2 separate regions of the Homo sapiens genome follow, and region 2 is linked to region 1. The links are chromatin loops, found by intact Hi-C in ENCODE. Cell type or tissue: PC-9. All regions are shown on one strand.

Evidence for each region. A loop is a pair of places that touch in the nucleus more often than their neighbours do. Peaks named below come from ENCODE experiments on the same cell type or tissue, not always from the same donor. Only the 100,000 strongest peaks of a DNase experiment are listed, where the experiment ranks them.
Region 2: it touches region 1 in a loop (2.7-fold over the local background); 47 of 110 quality-filtered maps call a loop at or near these places.

Annotation. Positions count from the first base shown.
Region 1 is chr12:123,161,925-123,164,424 of GRCh38, reverse strand. It overlaps MPHOSPH9 (M-phase phosphoprotein 9), which reads left to right. Exons shown (of 24, transcript NM_022782.4): 19 at 335-475; 20 at 1,291-1,411; 21 at 2,207-2,310. Among named protein-coding and RNA genes, the nearest start is that of PITPNM2, 12 kb to the right of the region's middle. In PC-9, no CTCF peak of the experiment used is centred here; a DNase peak (open chromatin) is centred at 944; H3K27ac peaks cover 1,585 bases.
Region 2 is chr12:122,983,928-122,986,427 of GRCh38, reverse strand. It overlaps PITPNM2 (phosphatidylinositol transfer protein membrane associated 2), which reads left to right. Exons shown (of 26, transcript NM_020845.3): 26 at 78-2,500. The coding sequence ends at 401. Among named protein-coding and RNA genes, the nearest start is that of ARL6IP4, 4.5 kb to the right of the region's middle. In PC-9, no CTCF peak of the experiment used is centred here; no DNase peak of the experiment used is centred here.

The sequences.
Region 1 (2,500 bases):
AAGCAGTGTCTCTTAGTAAATAAATTAGTAACCTGCTTTCTAAAAATAACCCTCTTGAAAATCACCTTGAATGCCGATTGTAAACAGGGAGCCAGAATGAATTCATTATAAACTCCCATATTTTTCTTCATCAAGCATTTTTTATCATTATAATGTGGTGCATTTGCAAATAGTCACTATAACCTAGCTGGTGAGAATAAATGCTTTGAGCAGAACCTAAGCTGTGGGGCTTGGTGTGTAACCATGTGTAACCACCTGTTAATAAAGGTGGATAACTGAAGCGTAGGCTTGTTTTGATTTGTTTTTTGTTTTGCTTTTTTTTGGTCTGCTGTAGTAAATCCTCGGCAAACTGAAACTTCAGTTAATGCAAGTCGTTCTCCAGAAAAGTGTGCCCAACAGAGACAAAAGAGACTTAATTCGGCCTCACAGAGATCATCATCTTTACCACCTTCAAATCGTAAATCAAGTACTCCAAGTAAGAGTTAGATGTGTACATCTCTTGGGTTCAAAAGCGTGATCTCTGAGTCAAATCTATTTGTGCCCGCTGCTTGCCTGTTTCTGGTTTCTCTTGTATCCTCAGCACCTAGTAGAGTACTCTGAGCAGAGGACCCCTAAATAAGATCTTGTTCATAAATAAAATTGTCTGATCACATAGATACTACAAATGTAAATGAAGAAATCTGTTTATTAAAGTGAGATTTTTTATTGTGTCCAGTAAATTGTTTACAACTAATACTAATAATTTATTGTGTCCACTAAATTGTTTGCAACTAATACTTAAAAATGCCAGCTATCCAAACATTAATTCAATCAAATTAATCCAAGCTAGTCTCAAATATACTTCTTATGTATTTGATCTCAAGTACTTAGCATTAGTCACCATTTTTCTTTAGCCAATAACAGGTTGGTTTTAAAGTTGAAGCATTGAATTCCTGTCCTGAATTTCCGTTTTCACACCAGCTGAGGAGATTCTTATTATTGTGTTATAGGAATGTTCAGTAGTGTACTGCTGTTTCCATCTTATTTCCAGTCGACTTCTAAAATCCTGAAAAACCAGTTTTGAGTCAGAGTGCTGAAAGTACTGTCTGATATACTACAGTGTTACAGTGGTTACCTCTAGGTGTTAGGATTATGAGTGATTTTATTTTTTTGTACACTCTTATTTCTCTCTCAAAGTTTTACGTTGAAATTATATTCCTTTCAAAATTAGAAAAAAAATACTGAATAAGAAACTGTTATGCTGATACATATAGAAGGAAAAGAATATTTCCTCTTCATTTTCTTCTATAGCAAAAAGAGAGATTATGCTAACACCAGTGACTGTGGCTTATAGTCCAAAGCGATCCCCTAAAGAAAACTTGTCCCCAGGATTTAGTCATCTGCTTAGCAAAAATGAGAGCAGTCCAATTCGGTAAGTTCTCTAAAATTGTAGAATAAAGTTTACTATATTAGTGATTTTTTTCTAAATGTTGACTTATGTCTCTAGCTATCACTAATTTTTCAGTTACCAGTGGGAACTCTGTGAATTTCATTTAAATCATAAGTGAATGTCATACTACAACTAAAGTACTGCAGTACAATGAACACAGTTTTTAACTATGTAAACTTGCTACTACTAGATTTTAAATTATCACCTCAGCACCCCTGTCAGCTTTTGTATGTAGAATGATAGTTCTTTGTTTTCCTGAAAAGGTTTATGATACGGGAAAACTTTTGGGCCATTTGTACAGGAAAGTGGGCTTTACTGGTATGGCCCTGGCACCAAATGCATGTTTACCTGTGCTGCTGAGAATCTGTCCCCTCCGAAGTGTGGGCAGCTGTGTGTGCTATTAGCGGGGAGGGATGTTGCTTCTTGGTTCCAGACCCAACTCTGTCAGGCTCTTGCGGAGATGAGTTAAGCACATTGAACCTCAGTTTCCTCTTCTATAAAACGGGGATAATAATAACTACCCTGCTTATTTCATAAGGTTTTTATAAATATCAAATGAGATAATGTATGGGTAAGTGTTTTAAGTCTTTAGTTTGTAAATACAATTTTGTTAGAAAATAGAAATAAATTTCAGTTTTAGACAATTACATAACCAGCTTTCTTTTAAGAAAATACATAAATATGTGAGTTAGCTGGATGCCAGCTCATCTTTGTAGTGGAGATAGGGAAAATCAGTTAACATTTTTTTTCTCACAAGTAACTTGCTTCATTCAATAGATTTGATATACTTTTGGATGATTTAGATACTGTTCCTGTGTCTACATTACAACGTACCAATCCAAGAAAGCAACTCCAGTTTCTTCCTCTAGATGACTCGGAAGGTATCTTTTCCTAAAAAATATTAGTTATGGTTTTAATCATTCATTTTTTGAGATTCTGGTATCTCTCAGTGTTCTAAATATTATAATATCTTGCACTTAAATATTTTCCCACTCAAGGGCGTCTGAAACTAAGCACTCATGATGCTACGTGTTGTTATGTCAATGTTGTTATCCTCATTGAAAAGTTGGG
Region 2 (2,500 bases), 180 kb after region 1:
GCGCATTGTGGGGGCGGGTGCAGGCGGGCAGCTCGGGGAGCCCCAGCCTGTGACAGCCGTCCTCACTGACCCCGCAGTTCATCACGGATGGCTACGCGGCCCACCTGGCGCAGCTGAAGTACAGCCACCGGGCGCGGCCCGCTCGCAACACGGCCACCCGCATGGCGCTGCGCAAGGGCAGCTTCGGCCTGCCCGGCCAGGGCGACTTTCTGCGCTCCCGGAACCACCTGCTTCGCACCATCTCGGCCCAGCCCAGCGGGCCCAGCCACCGGCACGAGCGGACACAGAGCCAGGCGGATGGCGAGCAGCGGGGCCAGCGCAGCATGAGTGTGGCGGCCGGCTGCTGGGGCCGCGCCATGACTGGCCGCCTGGAGCCGGGGGCAGCCGCGGGCCCCAAGTAGGGCACCGTGAGTGCAGCGCGGGGTCTCCATGGTGCTAGGCCAGGGTGGCCAGCCCCGCCAGGAGGCCTGGCCTGGGCACACGCACTGACGTGGGCCTGGGAGATTGTCCCAGGGCCTTGTGGAGGACACGGGCCGCACCACACAGTGCTCCCTGCCCTGCCTCACGTCCTCGGGCCTGACGGGTCCGGCTTGTCATGGAAGCTGGCAGGGACCACCAGCCCCAGGATGGCAGAGGGACCAGAACCTCCCACTCAGACTGGCCCGGGAGGTTCTCCCAGACATTTTGCCCTGTGTGGATCTCCAAGTGTCCTGGTGCCAGGTGTGGGCCCAGGCGCAGCCTGCCACCTCCCCATCCACTGGCCACCCTCACTCCCAGGTCCCCTCCCATTTGGTAGCAGCTCCAACAGGGGTCCAGCCTGCATCTTGTTAACTCGAGTTTCTCAACTGTTCAACCTCACTGGTTTTGCACTGATTTTTGAGAGCGGAGACCCATTACCACCTCCTATGGCTACAGCCCCGTTGACATGCATGAAACTCAGTACCTGCTGACCCAGGACCTACAACCACACTGAAGGCTCCAGTGCGGCAGAGCCTCGTGCAAGCAGGAGAGAAAGGCTGTATCTTAATTTCTGCACCCCGGACCCTGCCCACCTGTCTGCCTGCCCCGCCTGGAGCCCAGGCCAGTGTTGTTTCCAGCCTCAGGCCACGGGCTGGACGGGCCTGGCCGCCTCTTCCGCTCCCTGCCATCAGTCAAGGCCGCCCGCCCACGTTTCTACGCCTTTCTACTTCTCAATCTGATTTCTATGAGGTTTTTTTAAACGAGCAATCCTTGGCTGCTTCCTTTTCTTAACTCTTTCAGTACTGAGAGCAGCCCCTCCACACTGAAAACACCCAGCACTGTGACGGAGTCCAGCCTGGTTCTGGGTCCCGTGGGCCCTGCTCCTGCCCACTTAGCGAGGCATGGGCTCCTTGCCTCACCTGGCCCCGGCAATCCCACTGAATTTCTACTCTGGGGTGGGTGGGGCACACACTTCGGTTTTTTTAATGCCAATTCCGTTTTCATGCCGAATCTAAGAAGCCACAACTTGCTTTGTCAGCTTCAGGGCAGGCAGCCATGACTTCATTTCTCGCCTGAACAAGGACCATGCTGTCCTGCACGCTGGGTCTGACCGTCTGCCCTCTCTCCCCAGCACCAAGCGTGACCTTGGCTGTGGCGCTCAACGGCCAGCTCCGGCGGCCCCTCTGCTGCTCCTCGGCTTTCCCGGAAGTGGGAGAGCCTGCCTGGCCTCGGCCTTTGTCCAGCGACCAGGCTCTGTCCCCGAGAAGCTACGGCCGACCTGGGTCTGGTGTTGGGACGCATGGACCGGGCTGGGGAGGTGCACAGAGTGATGTTAACTTTTTCCCGTGTGTAGATATGTACAGCCAAAGGGTCGTGTAAATGTTCTGCAAAAGTGGGTCTATACAGAGTGAAAGCTATTTATTTTGTGCAGAGAAAAAAGTCTGGAGGGATGGAACCTTCAGGGTTTATTCATATTTAAGATGTAGCTTTTTGTTGTTTCAGGCATTATGTATAAAGCAACGATTATTTTATGGACCAAGTTTTCATGTAACTGTTGCAGTGAAAGTGCAATATCTGACCCCCCTGCTCCCAGCAGGAAGTTGCTTGGCCCGACAATCACAGCCCCTGTCAGGGGCCCTGTGGCCAGTGCCTCCTCCTCTCTTGGCCCCACCTTATCCTGTCTTGCCTGCTGCCTGGGAGACCAGCCATCCAGAGAAGCACCTGGAAGAGTCTCGGGCCCTCCTGCAATAAAGGCCGGGAGGCCCTGTGGGCAGTGGGCTCAGCCTCTCCCCAGGGGGGCAGCTCCCCCACGGCTCCTCACTCCCCGCCTGCCTGCCCAGCCGCCAGCCATGCCAAGGACAACAGCAATAGTCCCCTGGGGCTCTCCCAGCGGCCCTCAGCCATAGATGGCAAGGTGGGCAGCCTGCCCCCCCATGGGAAGTCTCTTCTGTATCCAGGTCTGCTTTCCACCTCCCTTCAGATTCCTTTTGGCACATTCTCCTCTTGAGGAAGTACCAGTCTTTCTGAAACTAAGAGAGGG